Regions from separate parts of the Homo sapiens genome. Here region 1 is linked to region 2. A link is an interaction called in ENCODE POLR2A ChIA-PET data of the cell type or tissue named here. Cell type or tissue: OCI-LY7. All regions are shown on one strand. Each heading gives the region's core, and the rest is flanking DNA. Links, peaks and the distances in the headings are about the cores only.

What was found. Peaks named below come from ENCODE experiments on the same cell type or tissue, not always from the same donor. Only the 100,000 strongest peaks of a DNase experiment are listed, where the experiment ranks them.
Region 1: POLR2A ChIA-PET joins it to region 2 with 5 read pairs; 2 of 35 experiments call an interaction of 5 or more read pairs at or near these places.

The regions. Positions count from the first base shown.
Region 1 is chr9:14,767,302-14,772,695 of GRCh38, reverse strand. FREM1 (FRAS1 related extracellular matrix 1) reads left to right here. Exons shown (of 37, transcript NM_001379081.2): 26 at 1,890-2,091; 27 at 2,828-2,972. Among named protein-coding and RNA genes, the nearest start is that of CER1, 47 kb to the right of the region's middle. In OCI-LY7, for the core only: CTCF peaks have their summits at 3,297 and 3,991 (motif pointing right); DNase peaks (open chromatin) are centred at 3,315 and 3,985.
Region 2 is chr9:14,604,762-14,610,155 of GRCh38, reverse strand. It overlaps a transcript of ZDHHC21 not described here. Among named protein-coding and RNA genes, the nearest start is that of ZDHHC21, 86 kb to the left of the region's middle. In OCI-LY7, for the core only: no CTCF peak of the experiment used is centred there; no DNase peak of the experiment used is centred there.

The sequences.
Region 1 (5,394 bases), core at 283-5,282, 160 kb before region 2:
TTGCTTTGAAAGTTGCCACCCATACTCTTCAGGAGAGGAGAAGAATGACTGTGACTTTTGAAAATGTCAGTTGCTTTTTCAGTTTATAAAATAACTATGTATTGTAAATAATTCATAAACTACAAGAAAAAAAATTCTTGACAACCATACCACTCAAAAACCTATTGTTGGTGGCTTTCTTTTATTTTGTTCAATTAGAAATGGGATGATATTATATATACTATTTTTTATGCATATTGCCTGTTTCCATCTTCATGTGTTATGAACATTTCCTTATGTCATTAACTATTCCTGATAGTTCTTGATAACTAATCATATTCCTGATAACATGATTTTTAAAGGCTGCATGGAACTCAGTCTCAGGTCGAGATGGTTTATAAATCCCCTGGTGGACTTTTCATTCCTTTTGTAAATTGCTATTATAAATAGTATTTTGGTGAATATATATCTAATCATTTTTGCATACATATCTGTTTCTGCAAGATACAGAAAAATTTTCACTGTTTTGCACCCCTACCAGCAAAATATAAAAATATCTGTTTCTTCACATATTTATCATCATGAGTTATAATTATTTCTGTTTTTTTTTAAGAATCTTGCCAATTTGAGAGGAAAAAATGGTTGGTTGTGACAAAATTTCTCATGAAATAAACAGAGGAGGAGTTGTAATCTTTCCCCACCCCAAAAGAAATGAACACATTTGTGCAAATGCTCCCAGATTTTTGCCTATGTCTATACAAACATTATGTATAGATAAATATATATTTTTAACAAAAATAGTATTATAATTATATTCGAATTCTATTCTGCAACTTGCTAGGGTTTTTCAGTTAACACAAAATTGTGGAAATTTTTCATCATCAATTCATTTTCTCCCTTATTCTTTTGAATAGCTACAGAGTAGTTCATTGTATCATAATACACAAAAATATACATGGTCTTATCATTGACAAGAATTCTTTACTTTGCTAGGGCAAACTAAGATTTACAGTAGTATCAGGTTGGTGTAAATGAAATTAAGAACCGAGAGATTAGGAGTGAGGGGAATGAAGATTCTTGTACATGTTTTCTAGTATCAGTGGTGGATCTGTTCTAATCCATCCAAACCTGCTCCATCCATAACCTACAACAGTCATCTTGCAAATGCAAGATGCACTGAGCTCCGTACAGACTGAACGAGGTCCTTTGTTGTGTTTGAACCTACAGTGTAGGTTGTGAAGATGTCATCCACCATCTTCACAAATCTGGTCCACCTGTTCAGCTACCTGGCTCTCATCTTCAATGAAAGAAATATGCAAATGTCTAGAAATAATCACCTTTCACTTTTTCCTTACTGAGGTATCTCTATTTTTATTCAACATTTTTGCCAGTTGAAAAAAGACATGCCAAAAAAATTTCTATATATTTGTAAACCCTCACAATTTTGTGTCTGTAAATCACTAAATACCAGGAAAATAGGAGAAGTTCTTCTGTGGAGTTAACATGAAGTCTGCTCTAGAATTCTTGGGTCAATTTTAGTGTATTCATTTAATAGACATTCCCTGGGCTTCTATTATGGTTCAGGCACTGTGCCAAGTGCAGGGAATCCATGGCGGTGAAAGACCTGACGCCTGCCCTCTCGGAACTTGTATCCTAAGTGGCAGTCAAGCAATAGACAAATTGATAAAGTGGAGTCAAGGTTTACAGTGGAAAATTGGCCTCTGTTCCAAGCACTGTGATATTTGCTGAGGCTGTTGTGAACAGGACTGTCTTTAGCAGGAATCCACTAGTGAGGAGTATAAGGAATCCAAAACGTGGGACAGTGTGTCATTGTTGAACCAATAAAGCCCAACGTTGCATGGGGGTGAGGGGCCTTTGGACAACATTTTATGTCATTGTTGATGATCCAGGTAGACCAATTGGACAAAACAGCTCCTCGTATCACACTCTTGCATTCCCCTTCTCAAGTGGGGCTCCTGAAAAATGGCTGCTACGGGATTTACATCACTTCCCGCGTGTTGAAGGCATCAGACCCTGACACTGAGGACGATCAGATCATCTTTAAAATTCTACAAGGCCCAAAACATGGACATCTGGAGAACACAACAACAGGTACTGGCCTCCTTAATCCTTACAATTGCCATTTTAAAATACCCAGTGGCTGGCAGGGCTAGAGAGTAATTTAATTAAGTGCAGGCCCATTTGGTAAACACTCCCCAGGGCTTACTGATAGATGCAGTTTATAAATCAATATTGCTCCTAAAGAGGGTTTGAAGCTGAGCCTTCCTAAATTTATCCTGACTGGAAGAACCAAATACTGATATACAACTGTTTATTTATATTTTTTTTCTCAACAGCTGATTATAATATATTCAAAGGAACATAATATCAGGACCAAATTTCCTATTTGTGACTAATTTTTTATTCTGTCATGAATTCTAAATGACTCTAAATGATGTCAGATCTTTTTTTAAAAGTTCTTGGTTTTTTTCCTAATGGATTCTCTGGATTGTATATTATTTCTACTTTATGAGCACAATGATCATAATACATCATTAAACAGGATGGCACCAAGTTACAGATTTTTATTACTGTATCTTTCTACTCTCCTTCTCTTTATTTTCATTTTTTTAAGGCAAATATTTCTGAAGCAGTCAACTTAATGCCTAATTTAAGCTCGCTGCATTTGAGTTTTAAGATAGTTACAGTAATGTTAATTTCTTGTTTTAAAATGTACTTTAGCTGTTTTTTAAAGCTGTGTTTAAAATAAAATAGCCATACAATTTTATTAGCTTTTATTTAATGTTTTGTTTGATTACCCATGATATTCATTTATTTCTTTTTTTAGGTGAATTTATCCATGAGAAATTTAGCCAAAAGGACTTAAACAGTAAGACTATTCTTTACATCATAAACCCATCTTTGGAAGTAAATTCAGATACCGTGGAATTTCAAATCATGGACCCCACAGGGAACTCGGCCACTCCTCAAATGTAAATTCTCTTGCTTATTCAGTAGTCCTATATGTTACATCCATAATGTATCTGAATATTAGGAAAGTGAAATGTTCTTTTTAAAACAGAACCCAAGAAGATAAATTAATAGACCATTTCACAAGCTCATGGAATTTATTTTGGAGAATGAATTTTCTTTTTATTACTGCTTGAAAATAGGAAAGCCAGTAGCTTTACAGAGTACAGAAACATTAAAAAGCTAAGTTGACGTTCATATTATGCATGTCAAGGTACACACTTTTATACACAGGGAGGGTTCTGTCTTACCAATTCACTAGCATCCAACACTGAGTTTGCAGGTTCATGTAGCAATTGTGCAGCAAGAGGTCACTCTAGGACCGTGTTAGCAACTATAGCCTTCTAAAATATCTGCAGTCGGGGAAATGAGGTAGTCAAGAAGAGTTAGCCAAACATCTTCTCTTTCTCTTATGAAGAAAATTACAATTACTTGACAGTATGTTTATAAGGTGATAAACTTATCCCATGTAAGACAAATATAATGTAAAGAGGAAACTAGACTTTGGAAGGTATATAAAGGGTATGACCCTCAAAATAGCAAGAGTAACAAATCTTCAAAATTAACGAGATTAACAGACCACAGCAATTTCACTGACTGGGTCCCTACTCTAGACTTTTCTTGAATGTAGACCTTGAATATCTTACCAGCTAACAGATAGTCATAGAAAGGTCGGTCAGAGTCCAGTTATTCTGGTACTGTGCTGTTTTTTGTTTGTTTGTTTGTTCATTTTGTTTGTTTGTTTTTGATACCCTCCCAGAAACCCCAAAGAAAAGTTGTTCACTTATCCTTGTTTTAGTAGTCACCATATCCTAGTCATACTAAGCATCATAAGTGATACAGCTCTGTGCTCTGTTATACTCCTTTTATGATGGAGTATAGATTAAGAAAAGAAAGCTGAGAAACTCCTCTGCAGTCTTCAGAATTCTTGCATTTTCTTTTGGATCCTGAATTGTAGTTCTAAAATCTGACCAGCAGAGGTCACAGTAGTCATTGTCAGAAAAAAGCTAGCCTCCTTTTCTTAGCAAAACACATTCCCAGCGTCCCACTCCGTTGCCTCGATAAAATGCAGAGCCTGGCCCAGATTTATTAACTCCACAGACTTTTATCGAGTGGCTACTATATGCCAGGTGCACAGTACTAGGAGCTGGGGAATAGGTTAGAGCAAAGTAGACCTGGCCCGTGATATTAAAATGTAATCTCGAGATTACAAAATGTAAAACATATGACCTCCACCCATTAAACTGTCTTTGCCTAAGACAAATAATTCCCAGGATCACAATCTTTATGGGAAAATATGTCAAGTACTTGCAATGTCAGACAAATATCTTCCAATTCTCAAGAAAATGTAAAAAAAAAAAAAAAAAACCTGCTCCAAAAATGTTAATACGTGGACTTCACTTTTTTTTTTTAACATTTTAAAAATAATTCAAGTAAGAAAACATAGGAATGTTGATCAGACTTGCTACTGACCTAATGCTCACCTCTTGTCCTCCATGTGTGAGCGCAGTGTAGCTGACAGAGGATTTTCTTCCCCCAGTAATGATGCTAGGCTGATACTGCTTCACCCATAGCCCCTTTCAATCTTTGTCACTATCAAGGACATTGCTTTTGGAAGATGATTTATATTTTTAAATATACTCTCAAATTCATATGAGAATTACAGCAAAATTTGCTTAATTTAATTATAACCTTAAATGAGGCCATTTAAATATCCTCCTGCTTTTGTTGGCTATTAACTTTCATGTGTCTGTGCTGGAGATGTTTCCAGTTCAACTTGACGTAATTTGTTCATTTGTTCATGACTGAACAAAATGCTGTGGCATATGCCTACCAAGGGGTAATATAGAGAGAAGTTTTATTTGGTTCTGACATATATTAGGCTATTTTCTTTATAAGCGATGGGGGGGTAAAATTACTCAGCATTTATCATCATCATTTTTGAACGGTATAGTTGTCCTCAACCCCATTTGTAAGCAGATGTTATTGGAACTAGGTGCACAATTTTCCAGTAAAAAGCAAGGTTATGAATAGTGGTTCATCTTCCCAAGACAGCCAGGCAGAACGTAGTTACAGGTACAATATAAATTACAGCCATTTGCAATATAATTGGTGTTTGCTCTATTTCATTGCTATTCATTTAATCATCAGAACCACCTATGAGTCAGGTACCATCATAATCTGAAATTTACAGATGAGAAAACTGAGGACAGAGCTAGAAAGTGACTTTTCTAAGTGGAAATGCAGCTTTAGAGTGCATGATTTTTCTCAGCACACTGAAGAACTTCTTGCCCATTTTAAGGACTGTGCTAATCTGGCCTGAAGGGAATGGAACACCAGACTTGTCTTCTTCTTTCTCTTCAGACATTGGCCACCCAAGCAAGA
Region 2 (5,394 bases), core at 145-5,144:
GTAATAGAAAATAAAACCGATTAGGATCTAGGAGAATTTGAAACAAAATGGGAAAAAATTTAAATAGTTGCTAATTCATTTAAACATAAACTCATTACATGTTAACATAAATAACATTTTTGTTTAGAGACCCATGATTTTATGTTTCTGCAAAGCTCTCATGTCTGCCTTCATAGAAGAAAGTTGGATCTCATACTGCTTCGCATTAGACCAATTGAATTGTTATTTTGTTAGAAGTATCTGGAGAAGTCTGATCTTGTGCAGATAATGTAGTTGGAAAAAGGAGGAGTATTCTGATCTTTTCAGGTAACTGGATATTTTCCTCTGGTACTACACTAAAACTCAAGTGATGGTTTCTTAAAGTTTAGTTAGTTCCAATGTGGAGTCAGAAACAATACCAAGGAACTTTTCGTGTTCTTAAAATCCACTGGTCTCTTTTTCACTTTGGAAAGTTCTTTTAGCCATACAAAATTAAGTTCATTAATATTACCACTGGTCTTGTCAGAAAAGTAAGTATTGCTTTTAGCCATACAAAATAAAATTAAATTCATTAATATTACCACTGATCTTGTCAGAAAAGTAAGTACTGGGAAGCGGTTAAGTTTGTGGTGACAGATTACATTTTTCAGAATTCTAATTTTCATGTGAAAGCTTGAATTTTTTTATTGGCAACCACATACTGTCAGTAGTTGTCCTTGAAGTGACAGGTTACCTTCACTTATTTTTGAGAAAATGCTTGCCAAATACCCAAGTCTGAAAAACTGGTTTGTCAGTCATTCCTTCAAGTATAAAATGGTGTTCCATGAAAGAAAGTGGCTAGTTCAGCTTGCAACTCAAACAGTCACACAAGTGCTTTTCTTTAGTAATAATACAATTAAATTCTGGAATTCACCTGAAGTGCTTTATGTGTACTTCCATTTTGTCAAACAATATTTAAAATGTGCTCAAGAACAAGCTTTAGTAAAATTAATGGTTTTTTGCTGTTTCATCAGTATTAAGTGAAAATGGCTTGTCACCTTTTTTAAGCGATAGTGTGGTTTAATCTAGTTAATTTGGCTTTGTTTGGGGAGGAAACAATTGGGGAAGGTGGAGCAGAGGAACATACATTTGAGACTAGATTCATTGACTCTGATAAGTGAGAAGAAACGTCCACTGCTAAAAATAATTGGAATGTGTATCTGTATATTCCAGCTTTTGAACACTTAAAATATGTATCCTTTACAGATTCACACCTACTTAGCCTTGTTATAAAGAGGCAAAAACTAAAAATACGTGATTGTATTATAAGAGTGCAAAATCATTTGAGAAGTTGCCAGATACTGTAGATGAACAAATGCATACAAATGCTGCTCTAGGCTGACCAATTACCCATATGAGCAGCAATTATATTAGCGTGCAAGAGCAATTGGAAGGAAAATTGGACCCTGTAGACATCCAGCTGAGCAAACAGTACTGAGGAAGGATAGAGGATATGTGTTAGCTTGAAAAAAAAAAATACATCTAAGCTAACTTAAAAAAATATTTGTATCAGTCACAGCACATTCTTTGTATGTCCTCTGGATGACTAGTATTTTCAAATTAGGCCCCTTCTCCAAACAAGAAAGCACCTCTGTTTAAAGATCAAACACAATAAAAATAGCAGTGTGTTTTGCATTTTTTAAGAAAGCCAGACTATTGAGGAAATTAGGAACTTGGAATATACAATTCCAAGCACTCAGATACTACTGTAGACACGTATTTGAGTGTGTCTTTAGTAGTAAGTTTAATTGTAGCATGGTTTGGGTGATATTTATCTTTCTTAGTATTGAAATTTACAACTTTAAAAAATTAGACATGTTCCCTCCTCCCCAAAAGTAGCTACTGGCCATAACTGAATGTTTGAGTACCTAGTACGAGATGGAGATTTTATAGTTCCACATTGAAACTATAGATGCGTAATCCTAGCTGAAGTCAGGACCAACAAGTTAATGAAATTTGTTTTATAACTTGTGTAAGCTTTGTAGCTGTAGAACACATATCCTCATTATGTTAAACAGGTTCATATTTTAATGGTGTCTAGAAGTAACCAGTATGAAGGGTTTTTGGATGGTCTGCACTTGTAACTTGATGTCTGGCTTTTAGCGAGTTTTTCAGTGTTCAAAAGCATTTCAGATATTCTCATCACGGAAAAGTACCCACAATGTGGAAAATACTGATCCAGTCAGTGCACGATACTGTGCTGTGAAGTGCTCTAATTTTTGTCATTGATTTTTCATGTACATTTTTTACGTTTGAAAGTCTCCAATAATTTGGGTAATCGCTGTGGTAGGAACCTTCTAAGAGGGTCTTCAGTGATCCTCACTTTTTGGTATTCAAAGCCCTGTAGAGTCTTCTTTTTCCTCCTCAGAGGTGAACGCTGTTTTAAACATGGTATGTAGCATACTGATAGATGTTTTTATACTTTATGTAAACATGAAAAATTGATCAGTTTTTAAAATTTACATAACCCTTCCACAACAGCCCTGATCTCTTGTCCTTACTTCCCCCCCGCCCCCAGCCCATAGCACTTATCACCGTCTAGAACAAAATGGAAAAAATTGCCGTTACCAAAATCTTCACTCCCACCCTCCTCCCCAAAAGTAGCTACTGGCCATAATTTGGTGTGCATCATTGCACTCCCCTTCCTTCACATTATCATATGTGTTATATATGATATTCCTATCATATAATGATATATGATTATCCCTATTAACATATAATAACTTTTTTTTTGGATACAGGGTCTGCCTCTGTCACCTAGGCTGGAGTGCAGTGGCACAATCTCAGCTCACTGCAGCCTCCACCTCCTGGCTCAAGCCATCCTCCCACACCCAGCTAATTTTTATATTTTTTGTAGAGTCGGGATTTTGCCATGTGGCCCAGGCTGGTCTGCAACTCCTGAGCTCAAGCAGTCTGCCCGCCTTGGCCTCACAAACTGCTTGATGATAGGCATGAGCCACCATGCCCACCCTCTTCTGTACAGTTCATATCAATAAACTATTATTTAACCATTCCTCTGTAGTGGGCATCATGTAGATTTTTTTTTTTTTTTTTTGCTATTAGTAACAGTGCTATGGAGGACAGTCTTGTGCAGAAATATTTGTGCCCATTTGTTAGTATTTCTGTAGGTAAAGTCTAGAAGTGAAATTGACAAGTCAGAGGATGTACTTATTTTTAATTTTGATAGGAAGTACCAAAATGTCTTCCAAAATTCTTTACACACATTCTCACATGAATACTATTAATCTTTAAAATTTGTAGCAAAGTAATAGAGGTGAACGTCTGGTTTTTTTTCTCTTGTGTATTCTTTGTTTATGGTTTTTGACTAGGTTACCTTTGCTTGTCAAATGTTAGTAACTTTTTATTAATATATTTCCTGGGTATTATTTTTTAATCTATTTAATAGGTTTCTAAAATTTAGCCCAGTCACTTGTTTTTCTTTATGGTGATTGTTCCAGTTGCTTTTGCTATATAACAATCCCAAACTTAGTGCCATAAAAAAACCAACCATTTTTTTATGGTCACAGTTTCTGTGGGTCAGGCATTCAGAAAGGGCACAGCAGCTTTTCTGTCTTCCATGGTGTCTGAGGTCTTAGCTGGAGGACCGAAAGATCCTGGAAGATTCTATGGCTGGCAACTGCAATCAACAGAAGCCTCGTTTACTCGCATACCTGATGGTTGATGCTGGCTGTCAGCTGAGAACTCAGCTTGGGTTATCATCCAGAACACCTACATGGACCTCTACATATAACTTTGGGCTTACTTACAGCATGATGGCTGGGTTCTAGAAGACAGTGGCCCAAGACAACCAGAAAGAAACTATGTCACTTTTTGTCACCTAGCTTCAGAAGTCACAAACCTGTAGTCCCAAGCTTATCCAGAGTCAGCGGGAGAGAACATAATTCCATTTCATGGGAAGAGTGTCAGAGTCACACTTCACAGGAAAAGTATATAGGATGGGAGATATTGTTGAGGACATCTTTGGAAATTAAATTTGCCCAATCATCATGTTGTATGGAAGAATTAAACTACCTTGAAATTTAGTACTTTTTATTATGACTTCTGGGTTTTATTACCTTGTTTAGAAAGGTCTTTCCTAAATCAAGATTATGTATTTTCCTTCATTTTTCAAGAAAACTTTGATATTTTTGTTTTTTTAACTATTATGCCCTTGAATCCATTTGAAGTTTATTTTCATAAACCCCAGTGTAGCTTTATTTTTACAAACTTCAATGTTTTGTACATTTTTGGAAACTTGTTTCTGTAATATTGTATAGTGAGAAACTAAATTATTTCAGATGGACAAAATATTAACAACACATAAGATCTGACAGTATAAAACTCCTAAAAGAAAACATAGGGGAAAATCTTCATAACATTGTTGACTTCTTGGAGATAACACCAAAAGCACAAGCAACAAAAGCAAATATAGACAAGTGGGACTGCATCAACTTTAAAAGCTTCTGCATAGCTAAGGAGACTTAATAGAATCAAATGGCAGTCTATCGAATGGGAGAAGGTATTTTCAAACCACATATTTGCTAAGAGGTTAATCAAAATACAAAACGAGCTCCTACAACTTAATAGAAGAAAAAAATCCATATAAAGACTGATTAAATAATGGGCAAAGGACTTTAATAGATATTTCTCCAAAGAAGACACACAAATGACCAACAGGTACGTGAAGGGATGCTCAACATCACTAATAGAGAGATGCAAAATTACAACGAGGTATTATCTCACAACTGTTAGAATGGCCATTTGAAAAAAATAGTGTTGGTGAGGATGTGGGGAAATTGGAACCCTTATGTACTGTTACTAGGGGTGTAAAATGGTGCAGCTGTTTTGAAAAACAGTATGGAAGTTCCTCAGAAGAATTAGAAATGCTATATGATTCAGGATTCCCACTTCTGGATATTAAAAAAAAAAAAAATGAAACCAGGATCTGGAAGAGATATTTGCACTCCCCATTTCATTAATGCAGTATTCATAATAGCCAAGAGATGGAAACAACCTAAATGCCCATTGATGGTTGAATGAATTTAGAAAATTTAGTATATACGTACAATGGAATGTTATTCAGCCATAGAAAAGGAAGGAAATACTGTCAGATGCTGCAGCTTGAACCTTGACAACATTTTGCTAAGTGAAATAAGCCAGCCACAGAAGGACAAATACTGCATGATTTCACCAATATGAAGTATCTAATGTAGTCAAACTTATAGAAACAGTAGAATGGTGGCTGCTGTGGGGAGGGGGAATTGGGGAACTGCTGTTCAAAAGGTATAGAGTTTCTGTCACGCGAGTTTAAAAAGTTCTAGAGCTCTGTTGTATAACATTATGCTTATAGTACTGCACTATACTTAAAATTTAACA